2 separate regions of the Homo sapiens genome follow, and region 1 is linked to region 2. A link is a contact called in ENCODE Hi-C data. All regions are on one chromosome and are shown on one strand. Each heading gives the region's core, a stretch centred on a gene start or an enhancer-like site at or near the end of the contact. The rest is flanking DNA. Distances are from core to core; before and after follow the strand shown.

Evidence for each region. Hi-C counts contacts between places; a loop is a spot of excess contacts on that map. Pooled maps may share reads with other maps.
Region 1: a pooled map of heart right ventricle shows a loop between it and region 2 (1.9-fold over the local background). The contact joins the enhancer-like site here to the promoter of ST8SIA2 in region 2. A Hi-C loop is called at or near these places in 1 of 37 single-sample maps with no recorded cell type and 1 of 50 pooled maps.

Annotation. Positions count from the first base shown.
Region 1 is chr15:92,592,128-92,599,146 of GRCh38, reverse strand. No RefSeq gene overlaps it. Among named protein-coding and RNA genes, the nearest start is that of LINC00930, 23 kb to the right of the region's middle. Within about 2 kb of position 2,860, at least 2 of the 41 ENCODE cell types and tissues checked have a DNase peak (open chromatin) inside an H3K27ac peak, as active enhancers do.
Region 2 is chr15:92,389,270-92,396,146 of GRCh38, reverse strand. ST8SIA2 (ST8 alpha-N-acetyl-neuraminide alpha-2,8-sialyltransferase 2) reads right to left here and starts at 2,266. Exons shown (of 6, transcript NM_006011.4): 1 at 1,985-2,266. The coding sequence starts at 2,082.

The DNA of each region.
Region 1 (7,019 bases), core at 1,611-4,110, 200 kb before region 2:
AGCAGGAGAGAACAACAAGAGGAAGGGCTCCCAACTACACTCAGCATCAGTGAACCCCACCGTAGCTGGATCATATCTGAATTGGCCACACCCTGGGGCCTTAGACTGTCTGGGCAATGGCAGGGTGCTGGCAGTTGGAGGGATGCTGCTAGAGGCTGACAGTGTTCTTACTGGAAACACTCAGCTCAATGGATAGGACAACAGCTTCCCAAGGAGATGGGGGAGCAAGGCCAAGCGAGGAAAGCAGGACTTGTGGAGGGCTTTGGGCCACCTCACCTACTTTCCCTGCTTCTTCCCCCCAGGGGCCTTGCAGACAGTGCTTCTTGCCCAGAGAGAGTAAAGGGTGGGATGGGGAGAGGGCATCATTCATTTCTTGTGTCTGAGGTGAACGAGTGTGAGATGAGCTCCGGCTCACTCTCTTCAAGCTGGAACTTAAAGGACTCCCAGCTGCCCCTACACTCCAGTCATTCATGGAGTGAGTGCCAAGCTCATCTCTATTTGAAACTCAGGGTCTCTCTGGGAGCCCAGAATTCCTGAGCAATTGTTTTATGAGGTGTAAAGTGTTTCTTCAGCAGGGAGGATGATGCGGGGCAAGGCGAAGGCTTAGAAAAGACAGTTCTACTGTGCAAATTGACTACAGACCTGGATAGGAAATAGGGAAACAAGCCGCATGCCTCATAGCAGGTTCCCTGGGAAATTCCCTCCTCTCCTAATGTCTTTCCTACAGGCACCCCCCATCCCGGTGGGCTATGAGATTTTGCCCCCTCAACCTGAGAACTGACAGGGGGTAATCAGGGTGAGCGCTGGAGAAGCACAAGTGAGATTCTGAAGAAGCGCAAGTGAGACTCTGGAGACCTCTGTAGCGTGAACTCTCTGCTGAGACCGTTCAACTTGTGCCTTTCTTACGGCCCAAGTTCCAGCAGCACATTTTCCAGTGTGGGATCCCTCTTCCCTGGCAGCAGCTCTGCCAGAGCCCTGGGTGTTTACTGTGACACACCATAGAGAAACGGGGAAGGAAGTCAAGTCCATCATGACATGTCTTAGTTCTGGCCATTTCTAACACCTAAGAAGAGGCTGACAGAGTGCCCGAGGGCCCCAGGGACACCACCCATCTCCCAAGGGGGTGCTTTTTAGATTTCTCCTTGCCACCCAGCTGTGAGGTATGAAATAATTTAGTAGGCCTTGCACCATTGAGAATAAAAGGAGAACAGACAATTTCAGCACGCCTGGCACATAGCAGGGTAAGTATTGTTTGGTGAAACTTACATTTCCTCTCTAGGTACACCAATAGGTGCAACGCGTACCCACATAAGATGTATTTCTTATTGTGGTCCTGGTTAAAAAAAGCGTCTAAGTGGTTCTATTACAGCATCTCAGCTGATTCCAAGTATTCAGGGAATGAGGGTGGAGCACAGAATGGGAGTGGGGAGGAAGGTCCCAAAGAACGGGTTGAACTTTTCTGCCTCCTGAGCTAAACGTAGTCTCCCCACCTCCCTGAGGATTTAAGGGCCTTTGACTCAGCCTTTTGGGACCTGAGAGACCACCATAAGCCTTGTGCTTTGAATACTTCTTGCAGCAGGCCCTGCCAAAAGTACCTGGATGGGAAGGGCTGCCCTTTAAGAACTTGAATTTAAAGGACTTCAGTGGTTAGTTGTAAAAGTGAATGACGTACCAAGGGCTTTTATTTATCCCTAGAACTCCTGTAATTTCCAAGATGCATAGACTGGAAGAAGATAGCCCTGCTACTCATACTTGAAAGAAAGGAGGAGAGGAGAGGTTGGCCCACCTCCCTCCTGCTCTCCCTCCCTTTCCCAGGCCTCCTTCTCTCTCTTTGCCTTGTCCCTAGCAGGGAAGGAGATTGGAACAGGCAGCCTTTGGGGACTGTGGGACCCTCTTCCTGATAGGTCAGATCCACAGTGGCCCAGGAAGGCCCTACCTGGACAGCGAATAGTGTCTCTAGGGGGAGGGAAGTTTCCTCCAGGTGGGACCTTTGGTCACATGGCCTCACATGGTTTATGTCTCAGAGTGACAGGTGTCGCTTGTTATAAGACACAAGAGTAAAAAGCAAAGAGGAGCAGACAAAGGCAGGTCCTCAAGGGAGGTGGGCTCTGCAGGATTCCCTAAGAGCCAAAAAGGCACAACAAGGGAGCCCAGTGGCACTGGTAGGCTTCTGAGCATAGGCATTCCAGGGCTTTGTTATTATTTTTTCCAAATGGAAACCTCTTTAGAAGATCAACTGTCATAATTTGCCCAAGCTACAAGCTCAAACATGGCTAAGAAACATTGCTCAAGGTCATTTCCAAAAGCACGTTCTTCCAGCTTTTCGAGGTCGGGGCGGGGATTTGTGTTCTGTTCTCATTTTTGCTTGTGTCTTTGCCCATGGTTGAACTGAAGAGGTCTCTCCAGGCCCAGTGTTCACCGGAAGAAGGGGAGATGGGAACTATTCCCAGCCACTCTTCTCTCAAGAACTGATGGGGAGTCATGGGTCCCTGCCCCACTTGTCCATGTGAGAGGGAAGCAGGTGTGCTTTTACCAGAAAGAGTTCTCGAGGGGTTAGCACCCCAGGAATGCATCTATGCTGACTCTGCTTATCATGACTCCCCACCTTCAAAATACATCTTAGGGTCACCGCACATCCCAGAAAGTGGCAACACAGGGGCACCCCTCGATGTGCCGAGTATCCAGAGTCACGTTCTTGGAAGGCGTGACCAGCGTGTAATTTAAGCAAATGGAATCTTTCCCAAATGTCTTCTTTTACAACTGAAAAAACAAATTAAGCAACAGAGGAAAAACAAATCCAGAGAAATAGCCTCTTCCGGGGAAGTCTGACCTCCCTGTCTAGAAGGTGAGGACAGTGCTGCGGCCGTGTTTCTGCTGGCTCCGGCCCGAGGCTGTCTCCCAGACAGCTGCTGTCCCACTGAATTAGGTTCAAGCGAACACGGCCATTGAGATCCAAAGTATTTCTGGCTGGTTTGGGCGTGGGTCCTTTCTCTAGATGAATATTTTAATGTGGGAATTCAGAGGAAAGCTATGGGGAAAGCAGTGTTGGTCAACTGACGACGCTAAAGAACCACCTTCGGTGGTTGTCACGGTGAGTTTGGCACTGAAGGCTCTTTGCTGTTCTGACCTGAAGCTCTCTGTTAGGACTTCCTGCTATTTTTCTCACAAGCCCTCATTTTCGCTGACAGTTCAGATCATGCCCTGTGCATATCCAGTTCCCCCGGTAGGCACGGCTCCTCCTTTCACCTCAATGCCCCGCTTTCCGCTCGGCCCACACTGGACTCTTGCTACCTCTTGTTTTGGCTTATGTTTAATCTTACTTTTTTAAAGCAACATCTTCTGATTATGAAATAATTTATACTTTTTTTTTGCAGAGAATGTGGAAAATACAGAAAAGTATAAGCAGAAGCATAAAAATTATTCACAGTTGCACCCTTGGAGGGAGCTGTCCTATAAATCTTGGTGAATTTGCTGCCCTTCTTTTTTCTGTGGATCTGTCTATTACATGTGATAGTTTTTAAAGCTGATGTCATGTTATTGATGTAGTTTTGCTTCTTGCTTTATCCATTGAAGACTATAATGTGAGAAATTTCCTCGCTGGGGCTCTTCCCAAACCTGATATTTACTGACCACACCAATATTCAATTGAATGAGGGAGTGTCATAATTCAATCACTTATAGTTTCCAGAAACGTTGTGCTCATTTACATTTTCCTTAGCAGCATATGAGGGTGCATGAATCCCATCATCACAACGCAATGGAATTAGGGAGAAATGCCAGTGAAAGATGAAGAGAGATGAGGCAGGACTAGCAGGAGCGCCTCAGACCCTCATTTCTGCAGGCAAGAAAGGAAAGGATCCTGTGGAAGGGTCTCCCACTGCTGTGTGATTCTAAAAGCTTTGGGCAGGGGATAGGGAGTCTCCAAACCAAAGCCTGGTGGCCATTCTGTGACAGGCAGGAGTGGGCTGCTATGAGGACCCTGGTCATGTTGAAGCTTTGGCGGGGGGTCACCAAGAGGTGGATAGCTGGAGCTGTCAGTCAACTCTGCTTCCCAGGGGCAGATTCTCTCAAAACAGACCAGAACTATAGCCCTTGCTCTCCCATGCCCACCCCACTTCACCTGATAAACAGGAAATATAATTAAAACATATAATTATGAACTGTGAAAATGGTCTAATTTTGCTGGTTTTCATTCTTCTGATTAACCTTGATGTCAAACATTTCTCATGAATTTTGTTACATACTTGTACTTCTAAGAATTGTGTGCCTGGGTTCTCTGTTTGCCCGTGATTGTTTTCTTTATTGATGTTTTAAGAGGATTTGCGGCATTAAGCCTGTTAACTCTTTCTCCATTCTCTTTCATATTTTAACCAATTTATCACTTCTCTTTATATTTTATGTAGGATGTTTGGATGTTTTAGAATAACTCACTCTTCTGTTAAGATCACTTTTATTTACTTCATGTTCAGAAAATTCTTGCTCATCCAGGCTCTAGTTAAATATATGCCAGTATTTTATTCTAGATACTTTTGGATTCTTTTTTTTACATTTAATACACTGGGGTTTTATTTCAGTGTATGAGGGAGGGATCAAACTTGATTATTTTCCCCCCTTTTAGCCACATTTTCCAATTTTACTTTCAGATAATTTAACCATTAACCATTTCTTCCTGGTGATTCCTTTCTGAGATTTAAATTTTTAAAATATGTATGATAGATCTCAGGACTATCTGTTTCTACTTCATTGGATGATCTACAGAATCTTGTACCACCAGCACCACACTGTTTTAATTATTGTATCAAGAATAATACAGTTAGATATCTCTTAGGGACAGTATCTCCTTGATATTCTTTAAGCAGTTCTTAACTCTTCTCATCCTTTTTTTCCCTTCCAGATGGACTTTCATCAAATTCAAAGAAAAAAAAAAGATTCCACTGGGATTTAATTCAGATTGCATTTCACCGAAAAATTACAAGGATTAACAACAAGGATTAATAGCATTGCTGCATTCATTATGGCAACCCAAGGTTATGTCTCTCTATTGACTATTCTCTTTAATTAATCTGTGTAAAAAGTTTGCATTTTTAATATAGGTCTTGGATATTTCTTATTAGTGTTCTTTATATTTTTTTCCAATACTCTTAAGAATGCATTTTTCTCCCTATATTTTCTGCTTGTTGTTAGAATAGAAACAGTATTTATTTTGGAGATTTTTGTATTTTTATCTTGTATCTGACCCCTTCCCTAATTTTTATGAATACTAAGAATTTTACAGTCAGTACTTTTATATTATCTTGGTGCATAATCATAATGTAGTCTGTAAGTAACAAACATTTTGTTTCCTTCTTTCTATTGTAGAGTTTGAGAAGTCGTCAGTGTGTAGTCCTGTTACCTTAATTGTTTCTGAGTTATGGGTTGAATTTATTTTGAAATTTCAAAAAACTTCAAAGGGTAGTATGTTATTTTTGTGTTAATCAAAATGAACAATGGGTTTCAAAAGCTTGAACAACGTCATCTTGGGAGTGCCAAATGAATAGGATGTCCTGTATGTCAGGAGCATGCCCACACTTTTCTTGCTAGGGTGAGTTTATTGTCCCTGATGAATCCCAGGAGTACTAGTCCATGATGCTCTTATTCCCTGGTGCTTTAACATGCAGTGCAGCCGGAGTTGGCCTGAACTTTAGGAAATGAGGTCGTAAGTCGAAAGAACAGGGAATTGAGAAAGCACACAGAAGCAGCCAGGGCCAACATTTTCCCCTAAACAAGCCAATCAACAAAAAGCAATGCCAAACAAGCCCCTTTGAAACTTTCAAAGTCCTCATCCTAGTACCTTCCTAGCACTCTAGGAGACATCTTTCAGCTGTTGATTTATGAACGCTGAGAGGCACGTGGAGGAATTAATGGAGGTAAATATCTAACTTAAAAAATCTTCAGTAGGCATTTTTAGACAATCCTCCTTGAAAGAAAAGTGTGGATGCTCTGTGCGTGTATTGACTGCACCTGCAGGGGTATAGCTGGAGAACACCCAGTGAGCATCTTCAGGAGCCAAGTCACGCAGGGGCTTAGCTCTCAGTCCATTGCGACAGTTGCCATGATGCCTTCTGACCATTAAACACTTTGAACTCTTTTCTCTCATCCTCTGTTATTTGCTTTGGACCCATAACAGACTCATTAGTTAAAAATAAGAAGCAAAGGTAATCCTGATGTTGAATTACAAGTTAATGCAGAGCACAGACATGAAAATAATTCTATGGGTTTGCTGCAGCATAATCCTTGCCAGATCTCCAAGTTCCATTCATCTAATGAAAAGCCTTAGTTTGAAGAACATTTTGGAGAACTCTTACATCAAGAGGTCTCCAGTACCTCAAAAACCAGTGTTCAAAAGGAAAATGCACACGCGCATTTCAGGGAGGTGGGAATAAAAGCCTTCCTTTGCGCAGCGTGTTACATGTGGAAATGTGGAACGCACACGATCATTCTTACTGTTAAAAAACCCCACAAAGATTATAAAAATATGTCAGTTTTTTTTTGGTGCAAAAACTCACACGATTAAAAATATTATACTATGAAAGCAGCTTTGATCTATTCTTCAGTCATTTCTGTGACGTGTGGTTAAATTTAATCTGTTTAAATTTTTTATTTGATTCTTCCAAACCAAACACAATATCTCATTTTAAAACGTATCTGCTGACAGTGGTTTTTCTTCTCGCCTGAATCATGCTGAGAACAGGTGTAACCAGATGTCCTCTTAGCCTACAAACACATTTCAGAAAATCATTATAAGATGCTCAATTAACTTTGAGCAAAGTAGTTTCCTGTATCCTTCAAAGAAAGACATGTTTTCAAAATGTCACTGCAGTAAATAAAAGTGTTGACATGCTGTGTAGGGCTATTAGTTATGGGGCCAGAATTCAAAATAGCTGATTGGAAGTAGGGCCAGTTGTCTATCAAAGTATTTCTAATTTATGGCAACGAAATCATGTTATCTGCATAGAACAGAACTCAGCTCTCCCTACTTC
Region 2 (6,877 bases), core at 1,017-3,516:
GACACATCGTACTTGTTTGACCGTTTTTTCCTAGGATTGGCCCAGCAGAGACAGGATAAAAAGAAGCAGGGAGCACTCAAGTGAGACAAGTCCCCGGGGTGCGTACATATATGGGAACAACCTGATGTGGGGAGCGTAGGCTTCACCGTGCATTTGGCAAGAAAGTGCAACATTATGTGCAAAGTGATCTCCTGATTGCATTTTAAAAATTAAAAGTTCCCAGCATGTGGAAGGTATTTGGTAAGAATTCAGTGAATGGCTGACCTAGGGGTGCCTGGATAAGCACAGCACTTATGTTTTTATAACAGGACAATGGGCAGCGCCGGGCCTTCCCTCTCACATGGGCAAAGGTCAGCAAGTGATCTGAGCCGGGCAGTGCCCACATCCGGAATCAGAAGCCGGAGAGCCTAGAGGAAGGCCCTCCTCACCGCATCTTCCATTACCCCAAGACGTGACTTGCCCGATTTCCTTTCCAATCCACGTTTCTGAGGCGAGCAGCTATGAAAAGTAGCATGTTTATCTCTGCGTGGGAATTGGTGGCACGTTGTGTATTAACTGCGCAGCATTTGTGAAAGTTTTCAGAGCTCTTGGGGAAACCGAGAATGAGAGGAGAAAGAGGCAGGGAGAGGGGTTCTGGAAGCCCAGCGGAGTTCACAGAAGGAATTCCAGGGAGATGGGCAGGGGCAGGGAGAAAATGAGAGCAGGAAGCGGCACTTGTCACAAGTTTTTGTCCTTGGGGCCTCGGCATCCCGCCTGGGCCCAGGACTGGCATCTCCCATTTGAGGGACTGACAGTGTGGCGGACCCTCAACTAGCACAGATAACAAATGAAGTAACAAATGGGACAAAGGAGGGGCGCACGCGGCGCGGGACTCGAGAAGAGCGCCTGGCAGAGCACAAATCCCACAGAAGAAGAGACCTTCTGCCCTCTTTGAGACCTCACCTTCCCCTTGCCCAGGGCCAGGAAGCTCTCCTCGGGCCTCCTCAGAACCCCGGCTGCCTCCCCACCTGTCGTCTACCGCCCTTTGGAGGTTCCGGAGAGGGGCCCGGCCCGGCGAGCCGAAGGCTGCGGGGCGGGGCGCGAGTCTCAGCCCCTGGGACACACAGCCGGTGCGTCCCGCGCCTCAAGTGCGCACTCCAGGAAGTCCGGAGCCGGGAGGATCCGGGCTCGCGGTCCCACCCTACCTCTGGCGAGGTCGGGAGAAAAAAAGCGCCAGATCGCCCGCCTGAGGGCCCAGAAGCCCACCGGGCGGCGGTACAGACTTTCCCGAAATGTCTCCGTCTCCGCGCTGCGAGCGCACAGGAACCCAGGGTCGCCGGGGTTGCCGTGGCTTGGCTGAACGTCCAAAGCCAGGCGAGGGCGGGGGGTCTCAGTCCAGCTATGCGAGCCCTTCTCTAGTGGTGCCAGCTCCTACGCCGGGCTCCCGGGCCGGCGGGAGGCGCGTGTGCCTGTCTGTGTGTGCAGGGGACATTCCGCTTCCCAGTAGCCCATGCAGAACCCCGCCCTCCGCTCCGGCCCCAGGAACCCCTCCCCCAGCTCAGAGATCCCTGCGCGCCCCCTGCCCACTTTGCCAAGGCGAGAAAGCGGCCGTGCTGGAGACAAAGAAACTCCTGCCTCCCTCCACTCTCGGCCCCTCCGCCCGCCCGAGACACTCCCCGGCGCCCTCCCTCGACCCCGGCGACACTGCGCTTGGACACGCCAGGCAGGGGGGCAGGGTGGGCGAGTCCGCTTCCCGACGCGGGCCAGCTGGGGGCTTCCCGTGAACCCCGCCCGGGGACACCCCACAGCAGCCGCGCCCCCACCCTCCTCTCCCCAAACCGTCCCGGGCCCCTGTCGCCGCCACCTTCTGCCAAACCGTCCCCATCTCTCCAGCGGAGCTACAGCGGGGCGCGGCGCACACAAAGGGGGTCGGAGGGTGGAGAGTACAGAAGGAGGGAGAGATCCCGCCAGGGCTCGTGGCACGGGCCTGGGAGCAGCTATTTACCCGATTTCTTCTTCGATCTCTGAGATGTCTGCGAAGATGAGGAAGACCACGAGCAGCGTGAGCGCGGCCAGCATCCAGCTCCGGAACTGCAGCTGCATGGTGGGTTCGCGCCCGCCGGGACCCACGCGGGCCGGCGCGAGGAGCAGGGGCCGGAGGGCGCAGCGGCGGACGCCGGAGCCTCCGCGCGCCGCGCGCAGCTGGGCAGACACCCTGCGCTCCGGACGAGTCCGGGCCGGCGGCGGCAGCGGCAGCGGCAGCGGCAGCGACAGGCAGGGGTTGCTCAGGCGCGGCGAGCCCGCTCGCTCCCTCCCGGCTCCCGCCTGCCCCTCCCTCCCTCCTCTCCCTTCCCCCGCCCCGCGCCCGGCTCCGCGCGCAGTTTGACAGCTTTGCTCCGCGCCTCTGCTCGCCTCCTCCCACCAACTCCAGCGTCCAGGCGCTAGCCTTTGCTTCTCCCGCCTGGCTTTATTCAGCTCCCGAGGGCGCGGGGATGCAGCCGGACGCCACTCCTGGCCTAGAGAGACTGGGCTCTGGCCACCGCGAGCGACCGGGTACGGAGCTGAGCCCAGGGAAGTGCGCGCACCGCCCGGCGCACCCCTCAGGCTGGCAAACGCCCTCCCTCGCCCGCTCTTTGTCCAGCTCCCTCGCCTCCTCGCAAAGTTTTCTCGACACAAAGACCAACACCTGGGGACAGCCCCCAGCGCGCGGCGAGAAGGCGGTTTCAGCCAGGCAGATGTTTCAGCAGTTGATGAATTAGGAGGGGAGGTGGGGGAAGGGGAGGAGAGAAGAAATATCCAAGACAGGCCAACTTCAGTGAAGATGCTGACTACAGTTTGTGGGCGAGGCTCTCAGCCCTCGAGAAACCACTCCCTCCAGGTGCTGATCTTTATCTCCATTTATAGACCCGATACTGGGTCGGGAGAGCTCTCCGAGCTGCCCCCAGATCACGCAGTCCTGGCTGGAACCCTCGGCTAGAACCCCAATGGGAGACTCAGCGCCCGCCTTCCCTCCGCCCTCGCGGTGCTGACGCCGGGTGGCCTTCATCTCCCCAGTTCTTGGACTCTCAATGACCCTAAGATCAATAACCGCGGGAGGCCTGTCTTGATCAAAATGCCTTCTAGAAAAATATGGCTCCCACAAGGGGTAATGCCCCCCACCCTTCCGAATATTGTACACTTTCACAGCCTTAGACAGTTTAAGTCAAATTACATTTCACACCAACCATTGGCCAGGGGTGGGAAGGGCCCCATTAAGTTTTACTGGAATTAGATAATTACCTTTTATTTTCTTTGCACGAATTGGAACAATTCCTGAAATTAAGAAATGTAACTTTCCAGAAATGATCATCTGGTTTATGAAAGGGTCCTTTGGGTTTGAGTGTGGGGAGGAGGAGTCCTGTTGGAGAAGCTACATGGAATGTCCTAAGTGCTGGAAACCACACCCCAGTGAATGGGAGGGGCGTGTCGGCCTTATCCCCTGGACCACTCAGAGGAGTTTGGCGAGGGGCTGGCAGCAGCCAAGTCCCTTCATGGCGCCCCCGGGGATGTAAGAGGGCCTTCTGATTTTCTACCAAAGTACTGCTTGTGCCCAGAGCCCTTCTGCCCCTTCGTGTGTAAGGAGGGGCAGGAGGGAGGCTTCCAAGCCGGGGGCTGCTGCCCTTGTTGACCCTGGGAGCCAGGGCAGGCTCTCCCCTGCAGGAAGAGGTCCCATCACCCAGCCTGGAGAATGGATTAGGGAAGCAGCACAGCGTCAAGGGAGAGCTCTGCCTCACCTCCTTTGAGGAGTGCCAGGAGCAGATGTCTTTTCCCCAGAGGAAGCGTGTACTAATTCCCACCTCAGCGCTTCATTTCCTTCCCATTCCTTGGCGAAGTCAGCGCACCCTGCTCCTTTTACAGTAAGCACTTCGAAAATACCATGTATTTTTCTTGGGGTGAGGTTTTTCTGATGTGGAGAACAATGTTGGACGTCACTCTCCCTGTCTGTTAGAGGCAGGGATGAGACGTCAAAGGAGAGTTTCCCATCAGTGTGGCTGGCACGGGGTCTAACCATCCTTATTTCAAGTTTTCAAAATGCCAAAATCTTTCCCTTTGTCTTGCTTGAAGGGTGGTTTAGGAGGTGTGGAGTGGTTTTTGTCATCATTTTGCCTTGTTTTTCTGAAGGGAATGGTTGGGATACCTGAATAGGGAGAGGAAAGTACAGGATGCGCCTGGTATGCTGCTCTGTATTTGAATCGCTCCTCCACTCACTCCAACGTGCAGCAATATTTAACCTACCTTGTACCAGGCTCTGTGCTAGGAGCTAGAGACACCAAGTGGAGAGAGACACCTCGGGTTTCCTGCCCTCTAGTGGCTCACTGTTCACAAGGGAGACAGACATTCAGGTGTCTAATTATGATAGGGGATTTGAGCTGCAGTAGACCTAAGGTCTCCTGGCTCACTTATAATTGATTAATAAGATCCCCCAAAAGAGCAAGAAGAAACTGACCTTTCTCTCCTCTGTTCTCTGCTTCTCTGCTTCTCTACCTACTGCACTCTTACCATGCAGAACATCATGGAAGTGTTGCCGTGGTACTAAATTCACCAGGTCGGGTCAACCTCATTGCTGCAAGCACAATTACAACAGAGTCTATTTCCATTTCCTGTTAGGTGACCCACGATTACAGCAGAATCTATTTCCGTTTCCTGTTAGGTGGCCCATGTTCTCATCCCAGGCTCAGTCTTCCTTCTTTGCACCCACCAGACCAGAGTCATATGAGTGGACAGGAAACAGTGGAAGCTTTTGTTGAATGGTTCGATTCCATATAGAGAGATCCCTGTAATCAGACCCACAGAGCAATATCTCTCAAGTATACCTGCTCGGAAGTAGAGCTAGCTTCCTCACATAGACGCTGTCCTTGCGATGAGAGTCACTGAAGTGGGATTTTTCTTGGAGGGTGATGGGGGACCCTTGTGATCGTTGACTATAGAATACCTGCTATCTGTGATCACTTAGGTTTGGGTCTCGTTGGGCCAGCTCCTTTAACAAGTGATTGTGTACATACACCACCCGTTGCTGCCTCTGCAAAAATGAGTTTGTTCCTGGAATCTGGAAAGAGGAAGACTGATGAGATTGGTGGAGAATGTCAGACTGGTGATGTGAACTGCCACATGGGCATGTGCTTGGCTTGGCCACCCTGACCCCTCCCCTCCTGCTTACCCCTCTGTTTAAGCAAGTCTCTTTTCCTGCCTTGGATTTTCCAAGAAGCCCGAAGGTCCTACAGCCATCACTTCTGTAGACTAAGTCATTGAATGTTTGGGTTAAAATGAGGAAGTGGTGGCAAATTAAAGGCCATTACCACCCATTAACATTTTAACTCAAATTAATTGAGTATATAAGCTATTCAGGCAACTGGTAAGGCCCTGGGCAGTTTGTAGTAATGAGGGACAGAGGGCCAAGAGGCTTTTCAGAAGCTCAAAGGAGCCCAACAGGGTCACACATGGACACCCCTTCCTTGTGTCTGACACTGGCTGAGGGCATGTTTGTCCTTCTAGCTGCAACCTGGAGAATGGGGAACCACCCAAAGCCTGAATTCGTGGAAACTCTAAAACTGTATCTACCATTTACACATAGGGCTAAACTCCCCCTCTCCACCCCAGCTATGCAGAATCTTCACCTGAGCGACTTCTTGGGAGTAGTAAGGTCTGTATTGATAATAACTTGTCCAAGTGACTGGCTGGAAATGGGGGCAAGTCGGACGGGGGAGGGAGCAAGGGGGAATGGAGCTAACATTTGGGAGTGCACACAAGTTCAAGGCGCTGGCCTGGGCTATTTCTCTGATTTAATCCTGGCAATCCTTTCATATAGATATCATTATCTCCCTTTTACATTTGAGGAAACTGAGGCTCAAAGAAGCTGATTTCCTACCCTGACCCAGCAACATGTGGGACTGTGGGATGGCCAATATCCTCTTCCGCACGTGGGGCAATTCTAAATAGATTTGTAAACAGGCATCTTCTTTAATTCTGACTATGTGCCCTTAGTTCTGGCATGTGAGGATTCTGGGAACAAATCTATCTTCACTCACTGCACACCCTTCATCATTTGTGAGACTATAGTAATAAATCTCTGTTTTCATCTTTCCACATGGAAAAAACGAGTTATTTCAATCAATTCAGACTTAAAAAAACCTTAAGAATAAATAATAACAATCGCATTCAAAATTCTGACCTAACACCTTTGAACTCGCTCCAAGAGCAATTTAGAATGTGAAATAACTACAAAGTGGTAATGGTCTTGCTTTTTCATCATCTCTGAAGGGGGAACTGTATGTGTGTTGGGACTGGGTAGGATGGGAGGGTGATGTCAACAGGTAGAGTATCATAGTCGGGATACATTCATTGGCTATTGTGTTTCTGCACTGCTAATAAATGAGAGAATTTGCCTTATCTTGAGAAATTTACATTAAATTTGAGTATTCTCACAAATGCAACGTTTTCCGCTTTAAAATCAGACTCAGAGTGGTAAGAATATGGAAAAGTTAACGGGCACATTTGCATTCCTTTTGTAACTTTTTTTAAATAGCAAAATTATAGTTTAGCCAAGGAAAGAAAAGAAATGTACTCAGGCGATTGCTGTAAATATTTCCGAGACTATCAGCAAGAGATCTTGGGAGGGGTGTGAGAATGAGCTCCACAGCGAGCTGGAAGTGGTAGTGGGCAGGGGGATGGTTCAATGTTTTTTTGTTTGTTTGTTTGTTTGTTTTGCTGGGAGTTTAACAAACTCTTCAGCTGGCATTCAAGGCAGTATTGAACCAAAGCATGAAGTCAGGTACCAGACAACAGAGAAGAACTAAAAGGAATGTCCGCTCACGATTCTCACCAGGGCTTCGAGGAATGATCACTGTGATCTCAGTCAGAC